Linked DNA regions of Homo sapiens: regions 1, 2, 3 and 5 are each linked to region 4. Evidence: read pairs that join two places in POLR2A ChIA-PET (ENCODE). Cell type or tissue: MCF 10A. All regions are shown on one strand.

Region 1 (4,000 bases), 2.0 Mb after region 4:
GGCAGACAATTCCTCCCACTCATCATGGGGGCTTGGATCCTGTCGTCGCTGATCTTTCTTATGGATTAGACCAGGTGCCTTCTAAACTTCTCACCTATAAACTTAACAACTCCTACAAAACGATGCCACCCAGATGGCTGCAGGAGCACTGCTACCTCTTGACACTTAGATGATTTTGGCTCAGAGCTCCAAATCTTCATCCTGCAGAAGTTAAACCCCCCACCAAGGAACCTATGAATTCCTGGTATAGAAAATCTGTCTTTCTCATGATCACCTCGTCCTACAAGTGTTGTCACTGGACTGTACCAGAGACCCAGAGGTGAAACTTAATTTCTGCTCCCAGAAAATGCACTCACAAAGAGCAAATTAAGTATGGAATAGACTTATGCAAAGATCTGGAGGGAGGCAAAGAGGATGTTTACATGGCTATGGCTCAAAACAAGTTCAAATTGAATATTAGACATCACAGTGCTTTAAAAATAAAATCACCCACTCTATTATAGGGCACATTTGACTCTTCCTTTTATTAATAACTGTAACCCAGACCATCCAACAGAAAAACAATCTACGTATGCAATTTAATATTTCCTGGTAGTGGTATTAAAAATTAATTTATTGATTTTAACCTTCCTTATTTTATCCAATATTGGGAATTTGAATTTCAACATGTAATCAAAATTTAAAAGTATGAATGATGGTTTTAACATTCTTTTTTCATAATGTCTTTCAACACTGTGTATATTTTACACTGACTGAGCTCATTTCAAGAGCTCAGTAGCCAAACGTGGCTCATGGCTGCCTCAGTGGCCAGCCTGGTCTTCTCTCCACCCCAGCCTCCCTTCTTGAGCCCTTCCTCACCATGCCCACAAATAGTCCCAGGAAAGTTCAAATTCCTCTTGATTTTACAAGCCCCTCCCTGGCATCCGCTCCTATATCCCGGGCCTATTTGTGCTTAGTCAATTTCTGTTTTTACAGAGCCATTTTCCTTAGAAGTGAGTTGGACTTTGAATAGCAATTTCTTTTCTTCTCTTACAGTAGAAACCATTATTATCATCTCAATCCCACAGAGGGGGAAACTTGAGCCCCAAAGTTAAAGACATCACAGCTAACACGGTACGATCATGGCAAGTGCAAGGTCAGCCACAGCTCCTCCGGGGTTGCCTTTCCGCTCCAAAAGGGTGAAAGCACAGGGCCCAGAGCTGTGGACTGGCTGTGTTGTTCCCCTGATTTACTCTCTGGGTCCATCATGAGCCTGTGTGGGGCTCCCAATGTCCTAGGCTCAGTTGGACCTTTGCTCTTTCCTCTCCCTATACTCTCTCTGACAATGAAATCTTTACCTCAACCTTCAGTCCCATATCTCCAGCTGCCTACTAGACACTTCTCGATATTTGCATGTAAAACAGAATTACCTGCCGCCTCTCTCTCTCCGCCCCCACCACCCTCCCACTGTCCTATGTACACAATCCAGCTCTTTGTAAGACATAAGACATAGTCTCTGTCAACCCACAACCCAGGTCACCTTGGCCCTGCACCTCTTTCGTGCTCCACAACCTGCCGACTACAATTTTATAAGTGTGATTTTGAGACTTTTAAGTGGTAAACTGAATGTTATAAGTTTACTAACTTTTAAACACTATTAGAATACTTGATAGAACTTGAGAGTCACAATATTCATAACTCCCAATTTAACCAGATTTATAAAACTTTAAAATCGTTGGAAGGTTTTGTTTGTTAGGGTTATTAACTTAAGCCAGATCAGATATTTGAGTTGCTTAGAAAGCTAATTAAGTGTATTAAGTTTATCACTGCAGTTTAAAATGCTTAAAGGAAACTAATAATTAACATAAATGGCACTAATAGTTTAAGGGGAATTTAGTCCTTTCAACTCAAGCCAGTCAAAAACTACTCAAAGGGCTGGGTGAGGTGGCTCATGCCTGCAATCCCAGTGTTTTGGAAGAGGCTGATGGGGGAGGATCCCTTGAGGCCAGGAGTTTGAAGTTACAGTAAGCTATGATTGCGCCACTGCACTCCAGCCTGGGTAACAGAGAATTTGCCTGAGGCCAGGAGTTGGAGACCAGCCTGGCTAACATAGCGAAACTCTGTCTCTACAAAAAAACAAAACAAAACAAAACAAAAACAAAAAAAAGGCTCTAGGAAACTGGGCTTTTACATTTGTCATTCTAATAAATTAAATATTACACTAAAACGCCCAGGTCTGTTGTGCCCCTTGAAGATGTGGGGAGGTGGCTTCTCAACTCTTTAAGCGACCATGAGGTCCACTGTTGGGCGGGCATCTTTGTTACTGAGTTTGTCAAAGAAGACCACAGTCAGGTCATTTTCCAGTGGTGGCTCAGTGGTGCCACAGCAGGCAAGGAGAGGGGCCGGCGGGGCAGGCAGGATGGGGCGGAGTGGAGAAGGCCCATCAACCTTGAGGGAGGCTGGAGCCCCAGAAAACAGAAGAGCCCTTTGCACACATGCTTCAGCTTGGTGCTATTCCCAGAGCTCTTTTGAGGGCACCTTCTCATCTGCCCTCAAGTGCATTCATTATTCCCAATTGTTCAGCCATGGCAGCTGACACTCCATGAGGGTTGGTGACAAGTTCAAGTCCCAGGCCTACAGGCAACAGAACCTGAGGACCCCTGTGCCTCCTGGGTCCTGGTTCTCAGGTTGTCACCACCACACTCCACTGTCCTGAGAAATCAAACACAAACTCTCATGGAGAAGCAGAGAGGTCCCATGGAGCAGATCAATCAAATCTGTAAGCACATATTACATGACTGTCTTGAGATAAGGCTGAAAAATACTTGCCATGGCTTTCATGCTTCTGTACAGTGTGACTATTGTCTCTCTCAGTGGACTCCATTTTAATGACACAGCACTGTCCCCAGCAGGAGCCTGTCTGGTGAATGCAAGTGGGGCCCGCAGTATTTAAATCACATTCAACACTGTAGGCACTCCAAGATGGAAGGAGAATTCCCTAATTAAAGTTTTGTTAGATGGCTGTCTTCACTGTTATTAATTTTATCAAAACAGGGCTTCCTTATAGTGTTTCAGGGGCACCATCTTCATAGTTAAAAATCTGCTTTTGAGGAAAATCGGGGGAGGGGGACCCAGCACAAAGTAAAGGATATTTCACATATGCTTTAATAAAATAAGAGGCAGAAAAGAAAATAAGGCAGTTAGCCCATGTATATTTTTGTTTCAAAGCCATTATATCTAGGAGACGAAATAAAAGATCAATATATCAGACCCGTTATCAGTTACCATTTTAATCATCAAGCCATATGCCTATCATGTTTCTTTGATAATAGCCAAACACAAACATTGGGACAAGAATGAAGAATTGCTGTACTACTAAAAAAAAAAACCTAGATATTCCTCTTCCTTAGAGCTAACTTTTGCCACTTATTTGAGCTATAAAAACAATAATGTTATATGTAGGGTTGTTAGATTTAGCAGACAAAATACAGGACACTCAGTGTCTTAGTCGCTTTTGTGTTGCTATAAAGGCATACCTGAGACTGAGTACGTTATACAGAAAAAAAGGTAGATTTGGCTCATGATTCTGACGGCTGGAAAGTTCAAGACTGGGAATCTGCATCTGGTGAGGGCATTAGGCTGCTTCATGATGGAAGGTGAAGAGGAGTCAGTGTGTGCAGGGATTGTATGGCAAGAGAGGAAGCAAGAGAGAGTGGGAGGTCCTAGGCTTTTTTTTTTTTTTTTTTTGAGACCTCCATCACCCAGGCTGGAGTGAAGTGGTGCGATCTTGGCTCTCTGCAACCTCCGCCTCCTGGGTTCAAGCGATTCTCCTGCCTCAGCCTCCAAAGTAACTGGATTACAGGCATGCACCACCACGCCCGGCTAATTTTGTCTCAAACTCTTGACCTCAGGTGATCTGCCTGCCTTGGCCTCCCAAAATGCTGGGATTACAGGCGTGAGCCACCACATCCAGCTGGTGCTAGGCTCTTTTTAACAACCCACTCTCATGGGAACTAAGAGT
Region 2 (4,000 bases), 490 kb after region 4:
TTTTTTTTTTTTTTTTTTTGAGACAGAATCTTGCTCGCTCTGTTGCCAGGTTGGAGTGCAGTGGCAGGATCTCGGCTCACTGCAACCTCCCCCTCCTGGGTTCAAGCAATTCTCCTGCCTCAGCCTCCCGAGTAGCTGGGATTACAGGCGTGCGCCAATACACCCAGCTAATTTTTGTATTTTTAGTAGAGACAGGGTTTCACCATGTTGGTTAGGCTGGTCTCAAACTCTTGACCTCATGATCTGCCCACCTCGGCCTCCCAAAGTGCTGGGATTACAGGTGTGAGCCACCCTTCCCAGCCTGCCTCTTCTTTTTCAACATAACATCCCCTCACTCCAACTCATTCTCAAAAAGATGTAACAAAGTATGTAATGTTTGATCCAGGTCTCCATTAAATCTCCAGTTGGAAGAAATCATGCTGCACTCACTGTCCATATAAAGTAGTTCTAAAACAACAGACAAGATTCCTTTTTTATCAGAAAAGCAAAATCTAGTTATCTGTCCACCTATACTACAGGTCTGGTGTTTGCTCATCTGAAGTGCACGCCGCCTTCATTGGTTTGTATGAAAACTTTGGATGGTGAATGGCCAAGTTCTCAGATTATTATATAGATGGTACAGCTGGCGTCCCATGAATGTGCGGCAGTGCAGTAGGTACCAAAATATCAGGGTAGCACAATGTAGGCATGATGAAGCAATTGCCTAGTTCTAAAGACGGAAGTGCAGCAGAGCCAAATTTAGCAAAAGGCCCAACGGTCCTCCGTCTGTGTGTTGACAAAGGAATAGAATTATTTCAGACTGCTATATGCCTCTAAATATGTGGCTAGTCTTAGCAAGAATGCATTTGTTTACACTTTCAGTCACAAAGTCTAATTTTGATATGAATTCCTACTACCACACTAGTCCAGTGTAGCAATTATCCTCCAATTAAAAAGTGCTCTGCGGATAAAAACTAATCTCTATGATACCTCTGCAGGCATGATAACTCTTCTAAAGCAGGATTATCATCTCTTTGTAAATGTAGGAGAAAGAAGATATTTATTCCACTGGCTTCTTAAGAACAGATGACAAAGAACTCTGACCCTAGCATCAAACTAAACTGGGTTCAAATCTCTCACAGAGTAAAAACAAATCACCACCACAAATAAGTAGCTAGTCCTTACCATATGCCAGGCCAGGTTCTCGGAGCTGTCTATATATCAACTTATTTAACCCTCATTACGACTCTGTGACATCCGCAACACTATTATCCTTATTCTACAGATAAGGACATTGAAACACAAAGAAGTTAAGACCTTTTCTCAAGGTCACATAGCTCGTAAGTGGCAAGGCCAAGATCTGGACCCAGGTGGCCTGGTTGCAGTGTCCTCTCTCAAACTTTTCACACCAGATTGCCTCGAGTAAATTACTGAAGTTCTCTAAACGACTGTTCTGTCCACGAAATGGGGATAATATGGTACTGACCTCACAGGATGGCCAGAATGTTTAAAATCATGCATCTGAAAGTGCTTATAACACATCACATACGCATAGTAAGTGGTCTTGATTTTAATGAGTTCGTCATTAGAACTCAGCCTGCATGAAAAGATTCCTCTTTGATTGTCAGGGGATGGAGGTGGCATTTTAGGCAGCTCTGGCAATGCTGCTGACTGACTTACAAAGAAAGGGGCAGGACCTATGGAAGGAAATGAATTTCACCATCCTCACTGCAGCTCTTGCGTAAGATACAAATCAATTAATTCATCACATTCTTATCCCATTCAGCATCTCGCCATCAGGAGGCCCCTGCCCAGCTCTTCGGAATTCCTCCTCTGATTCAGCTGTGGCTTCTCTAGTTGGCCGGGGCCCAGCCCTCGCCCTGGTGAAGTTCAAGAGCTACATAAGCTGCCTGGCCTTGGATGTTCTTCTGAGAGTTTGGAAGGAACCCTCAGTCAGTTTCTGACAAGTTATTGGCAAAAGGAGATGAAACGCTTGCCAATTTGCTTCAGGCACCGAGCATGTTAACAGGTATTACACCAGGTGTTATTAATACGTTACTTACAACAAACCCAGTTTTCAACCTATTGTTTGGGTTATATAGAGTTATGGATTTTATACTTTACAAAGTACTGTATTTTTTCTAACTGACAAAACTTGGAATGTGTGTTGAAGAATTCAGTCCTCAAATGTGAGATGTATTTATTACAAATGAGTCTTATTTCAGAATCAGTTTGTGGGTTAAATGACCAATACCATTTCTTCAAATCAATCACTTGCTAAAGCCAAAGACTGGGACAGGTGTCACTCCCAGGGCTCAGCCAGTCAAGCTTACAGGAATGAGGTCAGTGCCCTGATGAAATGGCTTTCTTTTTCCTCTAAGGAAAGTCGACAGCTTTCACCCAAAGAAATTTCAGAGCTGGAAGGAATAGCTTTGAATGCTGTACACTTGGGGGCTTAGACAATGAATATGTAAGACACAGTAGTCCTAAAACCTTCCACCGTTCTTAGCAAGCACAGGGACTGTCTGCAATCTCATTGATGATGTGTAGCTATCCAGCCTAAAACAAAGTGCGCATTGGAAGTCAGAGAACAGGCAGGAAGGAAACGCTTCCACTCAGCCCAACCCTCAGCAAATTCCTAGAAGGGGGAGAATGTCTCCCTTAGGAAAGTGACCGTTTGATACATTCCCCACTGTGTACCTCGCACCCATGATTGCTTTAGCACTTTACCAGCCATCAGACCTACCAGCCTGAATACCACAAGCACAAACCGAACCAAACAAAACAAGGCCTCTGTCCAGCTCTATGGCCCTCCAGGCCCAGGACAGCAATTGGCTAACGGAGTGCCATGCGCACTACTGAGCTATTTCCAGACAACGTGATTTCTGAAGAAATGCTGCTCACTTTGCCTCTCTGTCCCCCTCAAATTACTTTAAAGTGGAGGTCTAGAATATATGTAAGTGGAAACTTTTTGGCTTACTCAAATTATACTCTATAAAGTTGTCTATTTATCTATGGGCTAGGGTTCCGAGCTGTGTGTCCTCAGCCAAGTTTACGTGTCCCGGAATAATAAAATCAGATAATAATCTCTACCTCACTTCCGATAGACTATGGCAGTGCAGGTTAGCTATGAATTAGGGACTCCACCCTTATTCGGCTTTGCCCCTAGACTCACCATGTAGCCTTGGCTAAATCACCTGCGTATCTGGGCTGATTTATTCAACCTCTTCAGACTATCATTATGTTGGATTAACCTAGGTTAATCCTAGAAAGGGTTTCCAGGAAAGGAAACCACAAACACACACAGACACACACACACACACATCACTATTATTCTAGTGTTCTCTTAACATTTTTAATATGAGTCAACGCTAAGGACATTGAGAATTGTCCTGAGTTTGAAGCTCCCATACATCTTTCTCTTTGGGCGAAGGTAACATGAGCTGCTTGACATCACTGAAATAAAAGAGATTTGGTCTAGATAAAAACTGATTTTAAAAAAAAAGGCAATCCAAGTTGTTCCTTCAGGAGTCACACTAGTCTGGCAACCGGTTGCCTCATGAATGTAACTGTGTCTGCTTTTCTTAAAGAACACTTGCCAATTTTCCTCTTCCCATCTAACACATGCACAAAAAAACTTCCCATTTTCCTCACCAGTTCCTTGACTGCATTTACTATCTGATGCAAGAAGAATGTGAACCCGTCCAAGAAACACAGGTAGGGAAGAGAGAGGAGTGAGAGACTAGCCTCGTTGCCTCCTCTTTTCCCCAGTACCTCTCAGATTCTGTACCTGGAAGGACAAACCCAGGAGGGCAGTGGGTGGAAACTGGCCTTTCTTGCAGGCAGCCTGGAAGAGCAGATGTTGAATTATTGAAAGTTCCTGGCTAAAAGAAGTGAAATATTAATGACCATATTATGGAGAGGAAGAAAACTTGACAATCCACACAGATTTGAACTATCTTTTCAGGAAGAAAGCTCAGTATACATGATTGAGTGCCCTCTGACACAGCTTGGAAGAAAT
Region 3 (4,000 bases), 200 kb after region 4:
CAGCTCTGACTACTGTAGGTCCCTTTTGAAGCCTGCCCAGTACTCACCAGACTTGTTAATACTTTCCAGTATCTGGCCCTTCCACAGTGATGTAAGATCCATGAGGACAGGAACCGTGGTCTCCCTTATTTCCCAGCTTATCCCTGTAGTGTCTGGCCCATAATGGGTGCTCAGTAAATGTGGAATCTGTAATGTGAATGCATGAATGAATGAATGAACAAATAAATGAACAAACTGGTCAATGAATTCTAGTTTCACTTTTCCAAAGGTGGATGCAACACCAGAGATGGAATTTTTCTTTAATCAATAGTATGTAAGGAGCTATAATTGCCAGCTAGAAAGTACAAAGCCTGAGCAGGGAAATCCATTAACCCATAGACCATCTTTGTCCCAACAATGTTTTGGGAGCAGTGAAAGAAGTCAGCTATTCGTGTTGAGGAGAATTGGAAAATGGTGGAAATAGGTAAAATATAGAGCTTATAAAATTCTCTGTGGACTTCATTTGGCACCAATATTTAGTTTCAAGGAAATTTCCAGAATACAGACCACACAATTGTACTTAAATATAAATAAAAACAATACTTTCAGGCCAACATCAAGAATTTGGGGGTCATCCCCTGTTTATATTACCCCAATCATTCATTGAATTCTATAATCAAATATTGACTGTGGCTTTCTTCTTAGTCTGTATTTTATTTTTTTATTGGAATATTTCCTTGCTTACAGCTTGCCGTATTGCAGACTATTAAAAATCCTGAGTCTGTGCAGAAATATACTGGGTTCTAGTGCCATTCCTGTCCCTGCTAGCTTGGTTAGAAAGGGCCCTGTTCCTCTGTGCAACAACTTTCCATTTATACGTGAGGAGCTACGGAGACCTTTGCCTCATTAGGGAGCTGCCTATGAAAGTCTCTCTGAAAGGACTTACATCATAATAGGAATTCAGGTCCCCGAAATGGCACATTATCATGGTCTGAACCTAGTGCCACGTACACCTTGTCATACCTACATTTCATTAAGGGGAGTCATCCGCAAGCATCCGGGACTCCAAAAGCTCCTGGTGCCGTGTTCCAAGAGGAGTTCTTGACTTCACCTTCAAAGGATACTCCGTGATAGAGAAACTTTCGGAATGCTTTCCTGAGAGCCACCTTCTCGGTCCCCTAGTCCAAACCTCCTCCTGGAAGGAAGAAAGAATTGGCCCAGTTTCTGAAGCCTGTGTAGTAATAATTAGCAGTGGCACACTGGCACCACTTGGCACATAATTAGAGTCATAAGTAACTGAGTAAGTGGACCGTCCCCTAACTCACTTTGGGGTCTTATTCTGGACTCTGGCATGGTCTGTGATTGTTTTCCACCAGAGACTGGAACGAAGAATGTGGGAGTGGGGATGGTGGGCATGGGAGGGAGTTATAATGAAAGGAGCATGGAACTAGGAAGCAGACCTCAGGAATCCAGCCACTAGGCTAGCCAACACTTATTAAGCACCTTTTGTGTACCCAACTTGATAGAGCTGAGGGGCTTAGAGCTTGCTGCATGGCCTGAGTGGGCCTAGGGCAACTTTTCTAGGCTATTTCATCATCTTTAAGGTGACAGGGTTGAAGCAGGTGATCTCTGCTTCCTTCTGGCTCTAAACAGTCTGTGATTCATTTCAATAATTGGAAGTAAAGCATCCCCCACTCCTTTAACCTAGTAGGCATGAGCCAGGAATAACATCTGGCCTCCCGAGTCATGTGAACGCTTAGTAGAAGTAGAGGAATGCAGACCACAAAGCTTGTAGTCTATTCCAGCAGCTCAGAAAGTAGAAGCAATGCTTCATAGGTGCCCTGGACACCATTCTCCTCGCCCTGTTCCCTGTGCTAATCTGGTCACCATTCTTCTTGCCCTGTTCCCTGTGCTAATCTGGACTCCATTCTCCTTGCCCTGTTCCCTGTGTTAATCTGGTCACCATTCTCCTTGCCCTGTTCCCTGTGCTAGTCTGGTCACCATTCCCCTTGCCCTGTTCCCTGTGTTAATCTGGACTCCATTCTCCTTGCCCTGTTCCCTGTGCTAATCTAGACTCCATTCTCCTTGCGCTGTTCCCTGTGTTAATCTGCTCACCATTCTCCTTGCCCTGTTCCCTGTGCTAATCTGGTCAGGTCCCATCCATGCATCTTGCATTTGCTTCCCAGGACTAAGTGATTTAAAGGACACTTCAGCAGCAAGGTTGAGCATGTGACCAGTACAATGCCCAGTTCGAAAGTCGACTCCCTATACCGTGCTTGAACCTCTACCACACACATGAAGCTCAACTCTCCGTGGTTTGCTTTTGAGGAATCTGGGAGTCGCTTGTGCCCAAAAATCCTTTTCCTTCCCACGGATGAAAATGCAGCACGTAGTTGTGTTGTTTCAAATTTTACCTATTAAAAATTGTTTTGAGTTGATAAGAATTTCTCCCTCAAAATCTAAACTCATCTATGAAATTATTAATCATTAACACCTGTAATTTCATCTAATAAGGTTGCCTTTTTTTTTTTTTAACACCCTGATGGGATCAGACTTTTCTAAAGGAGGCTTGGAAGTTTTGACTGGGTAAAGAGGGAACTTCTGGAGAAAGCTGCTCTGGAGAAGGCAGCATTTGTGAGGCCACACTAAGAAGGCCGTTGGTGAGTCCTTCAGCCCAAGTGAAAGAGAAAACTTGTCAGAACTAAGAGGGATGGAAAGGGAGTAAAGACAAACGATGCTTACTTCACAGTGTGGATGTGAACTGGTCCAGCGCTAGGTCTGATGATTGGTTATGGAAGAGACTGCCCCCGCGGGAACTTACGAGCCTGAAGTAATGGGAGCTACATGTAAAGAGCTGCCTCATAGACCTTCAGAGAGAGGGAGACAGAGAGGCTTCTTTTCCCCAGCAGCATAAATGAGCCCATTTTAGCAAAAATAGCTGTAATTTGCACAAGCGTTAAGAATCTGCTTCCAACTGTAAAAAAATACTGAAATATCCAGGGCATAGCAAGGCTGTGGTTCGGCCCTGTGACATGATGTGTGATCTTGAAAAGTAATGAAAGTGGAAGAAGGCGTTGTAAAGATACCGCTCTAATGAACACAATTCTGTTTGCCAGCATTTTTTCCTGCTAGCAAATTATATTACTCCATCAACTTGGTAGAACATCAATAACATCTTCAGAGGATAGCTGTGAGAGCTGAGTTACTCTATGACAGGATTTTTGAAGACAATGTAATTTCATATTTCTCAATTTTCTTTGATTTTGTGCTGAGAAAATGGAAGACCATAATAAATATTTTCCACAAATGGTGTCTTAAATGGAATCACAGCTGGTAGCAACAGTATTCTACCGTTTATTTAGATGCTGGATTCCAGATTTTCTATGTGAAACAACCATGCTGGCAGATTCATTGGTTTCACATTTTTCTAACACTTTTTTTTTTTTTTTAAGGGATGAATTAGGCTTCACGTGTGAACTCCTGGTGGGCGCTGTGGGACGGGTGATGCTGGGCTGCCAGCTTGTTTGTACTCAGTGGTCTCAGAGTGTGTTAGGGTTCTTGCATTGATTGGAAATATTTCAGTTAAGAAGTTAACAACGTACATGACTGTTAGGTGAGGTTCAGTGAGGCAATGAGATGGCTGGAGAGAGCTGGGTTCAGGAAGCACAGGCTGAGTTCCGATCTCAGCCCTTTCACGCCGTGAAGACTTGGCCAAATCACCTCGCCTCTTGGAACTTTGGGTTCTACATTGCGTTAGCAACATGATAAACTGTACAGTTTTAATCAATGAAGTAGTGGATGTGAATTTGGCTTGTGGTGTATAAAGATGCCATACTTACTGTACTTACATTTATTAGGTAGTATAATCTTTGTTGTTTTGATATCATACCCAGGTTTCCGTAGGCTTCTTTTTCTTCTTAATATTCTGTTGCCACCATCCCCCCCCCGTCCACACCCCAACTCAACTCAGTGCTTATCCTTACAAAGCTTTGTTCTCAACTAGTTATCATGGTAAGTTTTT
Region 4 (4,000 bases):
TCTTAGGCATTGGACATGTGCAGCAAGCTGGATTTGTGCTACTTTGCTGCACAGTTGGCCTGTTAACAAGTAATGCCTAGGGAAGGGGGTGTTGTCTTCAAAGTGCACACAGCCTAAACATAGGTGAAGATAGGAGTGAGAAAAGTACACAATGAAATTAAGGATAAGAGAGGAAATGGTCAAGTACTGGGGGAGTGCACAGGAAGATGGATTAACTGACTCCTCTTCAAAGATCTTGCAGCAGTGGACCCATTTCAGTTGGGTCCTAAAAGGTGAGCAGGATTTCTTAAGAAGAGAAAGGGGGACAGGATGTTCCAGGCTGCAGAAACCAGTCGTCAGAAGTGTTATAAATGTGAAGACAGGTATTAATTGGATAAAGTCTAAGAAGTCATGGAATCATGAAGTTAGAAATGATCTAAGTGGTTACATCTCACCACTCCCAGCCAGGGGATTCTGGATAAGTTACAATGTGTTCAGCCTTGGCCATAGAAAAACAACCTCAAGGCTTAAATAATATGATACGGGGAATTTATTGGTTCACAGATCTCAAAAATATGGAGATAGCCCAGGCTTCAGACATAGTTTGATAAAGGCTCTTGGTAGCAGAATGGCTGCTGAGCGTCAGCTCTCAGGCTGATGTGTCATACATTCTGGAAGAGGAGATACTCCCTTTCCTCCTACTGACAAAAAAAGCCTTTGAGTTCACTCTGATTGGCCCAATTTTGGACACATGCTCAGCCTCCTCCCAAACCGTTCTCTGCCAGAGGAACACCATCTGCTGATTGGCCTGGGCTCTGGTCCCTGCCTATGGCTGTGGCAAGGGGGCCAGGTGTGGGCTGATTGGATTAGGCCAGTCAGAGCCCATTGCTAAAATCTGGGCTTGAAGCCAATAGGACGTGGCCATGTCAGTGGGTGGGACAATGGTGGGAATAAGGGGAAGGGTGCTGCAGAGGCGGCCCACGCTGTCCACATGCAGAGGCTCGCTACAGAAGCTACAGAAGAAGATGGTTACATTTCAAGTGGGCAGGTGCCGTTTGCTTATGAGCACCATCAGCCACATCAGCCACGGTTCTTTGAATTTTACCTAATTGTCTCTAATTCTTAACAATTCTTTGAGGTAAGTGTTCTCCAATAATTTCCAGTTGAGCAAACTGAGACTCAGAGAAAATAACTTGACCAGAGCTACACACCTGAGAATGGCTGAATCAGAACTGGAAATGGCAGCCTCTGTTTCCAGAGACTGGGTTGTCTCCATTATATCGTGGCGCTTGAGCAGGCAGCTACAGCTCCATTTGGGAAGCTCTGTTGGTTAGGACTGGGCAGGGGAGGCTTGTGTAGCCCTGTGGTTAGGACTGGTTTGTGGGTGGCGGTGTGTGTGTGTGTGTGTGTGTGTGTGTGTGTGTTTGGTTTGGTTTGTCTGTTTAATAACGTAAAGCCAAACCTGCCTCCTAGTGATTCCTCTGCGTTTATTCTAGTTCTGAGGTATGGAGCGGTGATTCTCAAACCCAGCAGAGCATTATAAAAATACAGTTTTCTGGCCTCCATGCCAGATCAGCTGAAGCAGAGTCTGTGAGTGGGACCGTAGAAACTGGATTTTCTTTTTTCTTTTTAAGTTTCAGAGATGATTCTCCAGTACAAACAGGTTTGGAGGACTCCTGCTTTAGAATACAACGAAGCTGTTCTGTCTTCCATGTTACAAACCCTCAGATGTTTAAGACTGGGGTCACCCATGAGCCTTTGCTTCAGGCTCCAGTGTGGTGCTTAAGTGCCGGGACTTTGGAATCAGAAAGACTGAGTTCAGATTCCGTCTCCACTGTTGATAAGTCGTGTGCCTTGGGTAAATCTCTTAATATTGCTAAGTCTTAGTTTTCATATTTATAAAGTGGGAATAATCAATTTAAATTAAAAATCGTTGTGAGGAATAAGTTAAGAAAACGTGAAGTTCTTAGCGTGAAGCTGGAAGAACATGGAAAAGTTTCAGTGGATATCACCTGTTACTAATGATTGTTAAACCTCCCTGGCTCTGGCTTCTTTAGTTCGTTTCAATTGTTTTTTTTCTAGATCTTTTTTACCTCTAATTTTTGGTGTTTGCTAATTTATCTCAAAACAGTAATGGTGTGTAGTGGGTAGAGGCTGGCATAAAATTCTAGACACCTGACTACATCAGTCAACAGCAGAGCTATAGCTTCCTGTGGTCTGAGTGTGACATTTCTCTGGGTGCAGATATCCTCTGGGTATTAAACGTCTTGGAATTTCCCATCCTTGTTTAAGTCCTTTTCTCCTGGGAAATTGATCAGTGGCTGATTATGGGAACATCTGGATTCTTCAAGAATTTTTGGACGTTCTGCAACTTGGTTTCAAGCCTAAGCTGTGTTTGGAGGCATGAATATGAGTTGGTTTCATCATAAAAGTGTGTTGATTCCAAGACTGCTGTGATCCGTTTTATCTCGCATGGATCTGTCAGCGTTTTCCTATTCATCCGCAAGTGGTGACTCATTTAAAAGGAGGTATGCTCTCCAGCAGAGAGCCAAGTTGTTCCACAACATGTACATTGACATTTACATAAAATGCAAATATGTTCATCAAGTTTTACTTATATTTGTCTCTGGATTTTCAAATACATGTTTATTTGCTGTATCCACCTATACCAGTTTTCTTTAAAAATACTTGTAAGGCACGATTTTAACTACTTGAAGCTTGATGAAGGTTGTACACAGCCTGTTTCAATGCACTTAGCATATTCTCTTTGACGATGACCCGTTCTTGCCAGCCTTGCATGTGGGCGTGGGTGGGTCACCTTTAGGCTGGAACAACCGAGAGTGGAGACATGGAGACTTCCTGTTCTTTGATAACGTACAGGGAGGGCTTTTCAGGGCAGTAAAACCGTCACTGAAGACCATGAAAATGCCCAAATGCTACATGTTCCAGTCAGCTAGTTCAGGCATTTATTACTGGCCTTAAAATGTTATGTAATTTTGTTTATGGCATCATAATAGTATAAAAGCAGCTGGGCTCACTAGGGGGCTGTGTGAGTAATCTATAAAACTTGGACCAGCTACAGGAATAACAGCACAGTTGCATACAGCAAAAATGTATTTGGGAGTAGCTGTCTTTTACTGAAATGGTAGAGAACAAACTGAGGTACAGAAAATGTAAAACTCTCAAGTATCTGCTTCCCTCAGCTCCCTTCATTCTTCTAATGACTAGAAAGGAAACACTGTTGTAATGAGAAAACTTCTCCAGAAAATCTTCCAACAGGTTCCTAACATCCCCAAACTGAATTTCAGTGGGTCCTCTCTCAGTTCCTTGAAGAAATGAAGTAAACAAGAGATGAAACATGTTAAAGTTGAGATGAAATAAATGTGATGTTAGTTATCTAAAATTCTGTAGGAGGAGAATTAAACGCTAAAAACGATCCTAAAATGTTTGGTAGACTCGCTTACTCTACTGCCAGGGGAGTGTGTTTCCTTGTTCAGAATCACTGATGTATGTTGTATAAAAGTACTTTTTAGTAGGGCTCCTATTTTGAGCCAGGTATTATCAGCACTAGGAATTCAAGGATTTACCTTTGAATGGCGCAGTGTTAGGCTTGGAAACAGGTAATTGCTGTAATGGAGGCAGGTTTCAAGTGGAATGAGAGCCAGAAAGGAGTCCAAAGTCAAGAACATTTGGGAAGGTTTTGGAAAGAACATGTTGGTGCAGGGATTTTAATAATTTTCCAAGCAGAGGGAATAAAATATATAGAAGTTTTCCATTGTAAGAGAGCATGCCACATTCAAAGATATCATTAACTAGTTTTTGGTGTTATTGGAGCTTAAAATATGAGAAGGAGGTGACTAGAAATGCAGTTAAGAAAGGGAAGAACCAAGTATTATGATGTTGACCGAAGTTGGAGCAACAGTCTTGGAGACGGGAATAAGGGAGCAGATTTGAGACAGTTAAGAGGTGGATTGGACCCACCTCTGAACTGTGATTGTGCTTGAGACGTAAGGACATGTTT
Region 5 (4,000 bases), 900 kb after region 4:
CGTTTTCGAGTGGTTCGTTCTGCCCCCTCTTAAGATCTTTACATGCCAAACCTTGGGTAATTAAGTCATTTTCATTTTGTCAGCTTAATTAATTCGAAGGTGACCTGAGTTTTATTGTAGAAAATAAACAACAATCCATTCTAATGTTAAAATGTTTTAAGAATAGTTTTTAAATAAATAGTAATTTATCATTCTGTAAGGCTAGACATACTAAATTTGGTTTAAAGTGTTACGATCATCTTTAAAAACAAAGTGTCTTAAAATAGTTATGTCACAAGGTATTAAATATCACATATAGGAATCCTAAGATAAGATGTGAAATTAACAAGAACAAGCAATTTCTAAAATTGTTCTTTCAATCAGAAATTATCTTTAGAACATTTAATTTTCATCTATCACCATCATTGTTATATAGTCCTTGTAATTAATTGAATTTGATTCTGGATCAATTGCAGCAGACAACATTTCTTCCATTTCCTCTTGAGAAAAAGGCTCACCTCAGAGAGACAAAAAGGAAAATTTATCATTTAGGATCATCTGATTTTTTTCTCTTTCCACTAGCCAGCTTAATAGCCATGGAGCCCCACAAGCTCCCACAGTGCCACTAGTTACGCTCCCTGGAGCTGTAGAGCCAGGACATCACGACAGTCCAGAGGTTCAAAGACAAGGCTATTGTACACCCTGGTAGATTCTGGACTTCTTTTAGCCTGCAGATGTCATAGATCAAGCAACCTCTAGAACACGTCATTTCAGGCAAAACAGTAGGAAGACATACAGACATCATGAACAAGGTTATTTATTTAGATTAAAACTTTTGAAATTACCAGAGGATTAACTTGAAGCCCCAGTATTTGATGAAAGATGGAAGGAAGATAACTGAGTGGTTAAAGCACAAGTTTGGATCCACATGCTGGCTGCCTCTCACGAGCTCTGAGATCTTGAGCAAGTCACTTCACAGCTCCCCACCTTAGCTTACCTGTCTCTAGAATGGGGGTGATAACGACACCACCTGTCACATAGGGTTGTCATGAGAATGAAACGTGTTATGATTTGAATGGGACTTAGAACAGTACCTGGCATAGAAGCAGCAACATGCAAGTGTTTGTTTAAAAAATTGTTCTGAGATCTTCCCGGCTGCTAAACACTGTCTGATGCAATACACATTCCTGGACACTTAGGGACTTCTATCTTGTAGGAACTTGATTCAGTGTGATTTATTTTATCATATGACATCCAGGGCTGTAGGAATGCATATTCTCAAACTAGTGTGTTTGATACTTTGTGGATATTAGGATGAATGTGCAAGTAGCTTGAATCCATATTGTTATATAGCATAAATGTACTTAAAAACAATTTGTAGAATTCTGAGACTCTCAAAGCAGCAATTCTTAAGCTCCTATTTTACCAAACTAGTCAACTGCTATTACACTTAGCTGATGGGTCTGTTATATTAAATCGTAACTTAGATTTGTATAGATTTACATCTTACATATTACTTCCAAACATATTGGTTCATATATGTGGAAGGTTTGTAATAATACTTGCTGAGTGAATAATTGAAAACATATGTATTCTTATTTGACCATACCTGTCCTATGCTTAGTCCGCTGAGATACTCAATAGTTGATCTTTAAGTACCATGAACTCTCTGTAAACATACCATTTTCGAAATTATCACACAGCACCTCCAAGTAAACCACGTGGTCGCACTGTCTCTGTATACACTGCGGTCTGTTCTGACCTTTCTGTTTGAGTCAGTCTCATTACCATCATACTCGCCATCGAGGGCAAAGCCTTGGTGGTACTTTGGATTCAGCTCTCAGCTTTGTCGCCTACACTCTGTTACTCATCATGACCCATGGATCCTGCCACAGACAGTCCTATTGTACCAATCCCTTCTTCCCATTGCCATTCCCACTGCCAGGTCAGGCCCTTATTTGGGTGCCCTCAAAATGCTGAAATAACCTTCTAAGTGGCCTCCCTAGTCCAACCTCTTTCTTATGCATCTAACAAACCGACCAGCACCAGAAAAACCTTCTCACAATCACTCACACACCATGTGAGTCATCTGCTCAAAAGCCTGTAATACTTCTCCATCGCCCACAGGATGAATTCCAAACTCCTGAGCCTGGGACTCCACAATTTAGTCCCAGTAAGTCTACTGAAGTTAATTTCCTGCTGTTTGCCAACATTACCCTCTGGGCCAGCTAGGCTTATTTTCTCTCTGAAATAGCATGTTCATTCCTACCTCCCCATTTTTGTTCAGACTGTTTTACACATCGATAATGTCTCCCTCTCATTAGCCCCTTCACCTGGTCTTCATCATCTACTCATTCACTCATTCATTCAACAAACATTTGTTGATATCTACCATGTGTGACAGAATTATAATGCACAAGAGTTTACCTTTGCCCTCAACAATTTAACCATATACATTCTACCATCTCAAAAAACCTATTTTCTCTTTAAGTCTTCCCAAACCAAGTTTTCCAGGCTGGGCCAGCCCTAGTTGATCTTCTGATATTTAGCTTTCTATTGTCTTGTATTGTGAATTATTTTATGTTAGTTTTATTTCCCAAATAAGATTGTAATATCCTTGAGAGAGGAAGTAGATTTAAGTATCATTATACCTTACTACACTTACTAAATATTAAACATATAGTAGGCACACAACAGTAGGAAAATCTAACTGTTTGGGCCATTTTGACTAAATTCATGTTGCCTGATATATAACCTAGGATTTACTTTCTTTAGACTAATCCTCAGGATGAAGAAGCTGATGCTTTGAAAGTCGTAACATCCCCATCAGAATTAATCCCGAAGGTAATTTTAACAATGGCGTCAGAGTTCTTGGGTGGCAGCTGTGACGGCCTTGCCATTCTGACCCTCACTCTCTGTATTCCGCCTTAAGGTGGATGAAGCTGGAATGGTCAAACCAGTTGTGCGTGTAGATGCAGTCTTAGTCTTCCCTACTCAAAATCACTTGCGCTTTTCATTCTGCCTCAAGTGATTAGCAACTCTGAGTCATTCAGGACCCAGTCTGTGAACCAGAGAGCTCTAGCTTTGTATGGGAGAAGGCAAGGGGACCAATATGAGGATGGTTTCAGGAGACTGTCCATCAGGCTACTGACCTTCAGTGTAAACAAATTTACACATCAGCCTAGCAGAGAGAATTCCTAAAGGAAATATGTTGGCATATATATATAAGTGTGCAGGTTTTATGTGTGTGTATGCATATATGTATGATGGGCCATGTTCAAAACAAATATATATGGTTCAATTAACATTAAAAAAGGACATTTTTAGTGTTAAAAATGACCTCAGTATTCAATTGAGGCTACATTATCTGTAACTTCACTGACAGAAAAGCTCTTTAAAAGGGAATTTTTACCAGCACTGTGGGAAGCCAAGATGGGTGGATCACCTGAGGTCAGAAGTTCGAGACCAGCCTGGCCAACATGGTGAAACCCATCTCTACTAAAAATACAAAAAATTAGCTGGGCGCAGTGGCCTGTGCCTGTAATCCCAGCTACTCGGGAGGCTGAGGCAGGAGAATCACTTGAACCCAGGAGGCGGAGGTTGCAGTGAGCTAAGATCGCGCCACTGCACTCCAGCCTGGGTGACAGAGCAAGACCGGATCCGTCTCAAAAAAAAAAAAGCCGGGGCGCCGGGGGGGGGGCGGAATTTTTATATTCTTTATTCAAATCTTCAATCTAGGAAGAGGCCTTCATTTACAGTGATCGATAGTTCATGTTTTCCAGATGGCATATCTTTTATTCTGGAAATGCTCTGAATGCAATGCCTGAAATTATAGAAGTAATCACTGTGCTTCACAAAATTCTACGAGACAACAACCCATCTCCCCTTTCCCTACTCTTTGTCCTCTTAACCCCCACAGAACAGAAACCATCCCCAAGCCAAAATAGCAGGAACAGTAAATAACTTTCACCAGAATGACTGATTTTAAAGTATCCCCTATAACTTTCGCATAACTGTTAAC

Evidence for each region. Peaks named below come from ENCODE experiments on the same cell type or tissue, not always from the same donor. Only the 100,000 strongest peaks of a DNase experiment are listed, where the experiment ranks them.
Region 1: POLR2A ChIA-PET joins it to region 4 with 5 read pairs; 1 of 35 experiments calls an interaction of 5 or more read pairs at or near these places.
Region 2: POLR2A ChIA-PET joins it to region 4 with 5 read pairs; 1 of 35 experiments calls an interaction of 5 or more read pairs at or near these places.
Region 3: POLR2A ChIA-PET joins it to region 4 with 7 read pairs; 1 of 35 experiments calls an interaction of 5 or more read pairs at or near these places.
Region 5: POLR2A ChIA-PET joins it to region 4 with 6 read pairs; 1 of 35 experiments calls an interaction of 5 or more read pairs at or near these places.

What each region holds. Positions count from the first base shown.
Region 1 is chr1:244,020,494-244,024,493 of GRCh38, reverse strand. The region is part of intron 6 of LINC02774 (long intergenic non-protein coding RNA 2774); the gene reads right to left. Among named protein-coding and RNA genes, the nearest start is that of ZBTB18, 29 kb to the left of the region's middle. In MCF 10A, no CTCF peak of the experiment used is centred here; a DNase peak (open chromatin) is centred at 1,993.
Region 2 is chr1:245,498,549-245,502,548 of GRCh38, reverse strand. The region is part of intron 4 of KIF26B (kinesin family member 26B); the gene reads right to left. Among named protein-coding and RNA genes, the nearest start is that of KIF26B-AS1, 270 kb to the right of the region's middle. In MCF 10A, a CTCF peak has its summit at 1,800; a DNase peak (open chromatin) is centred at 1,848.
Region 3 is chr1:245,786,140-245,790,139 of GRCh38, reverse strand. All of the region lies in intron 10 of SMYD3 (SET and MYND domain containing 3), which reads left to right. Among named protein-coding and RNA genes, the nearest start is that of SMYD3-AS1, 320 kb to the left of the region's middle. In MCF 10A, no CTCF peak of the experiment used is centred here; a DNase peak (open chromatin) is centred at 1,699.
Region 4 is chr1:245,985,511-245,989,510 of GRCh38, reverse strand. All of the region lies in intron 5 of SMYD3 (SET and MYND domain containing 3), which reads left to right. Among named protein-coding and RNA genes, the nearest start is that of SMYD3-AS1, 120 kb to the left of the region's middle. In MCF 10A, no CTCF peak of the experiment used is centred here; DNase peaks (open chromatin) are centred at 2,470 and 3,010.
Region 5 is chr1:245,083,742-245,087,741 of GRCh38, reverse strand. It overlaps DRC8 (dynein regulatory complex subunit 8), which reads right to left. Exons shown (of 8, transcript NM_032328.4): 8 at 1-497. The coding sequence ends at 382. Among named protein-coding and RNA genes, the nearest start is that of KIF26B, 69 kb to the left of the region's middle. RefSeq lists an enhancer at 1,432-2,631. In MCF 10A, no CTCF peak of the experiment used is centred here; DNase peaks (open chromatin) are centred at 1,161 and 2,081.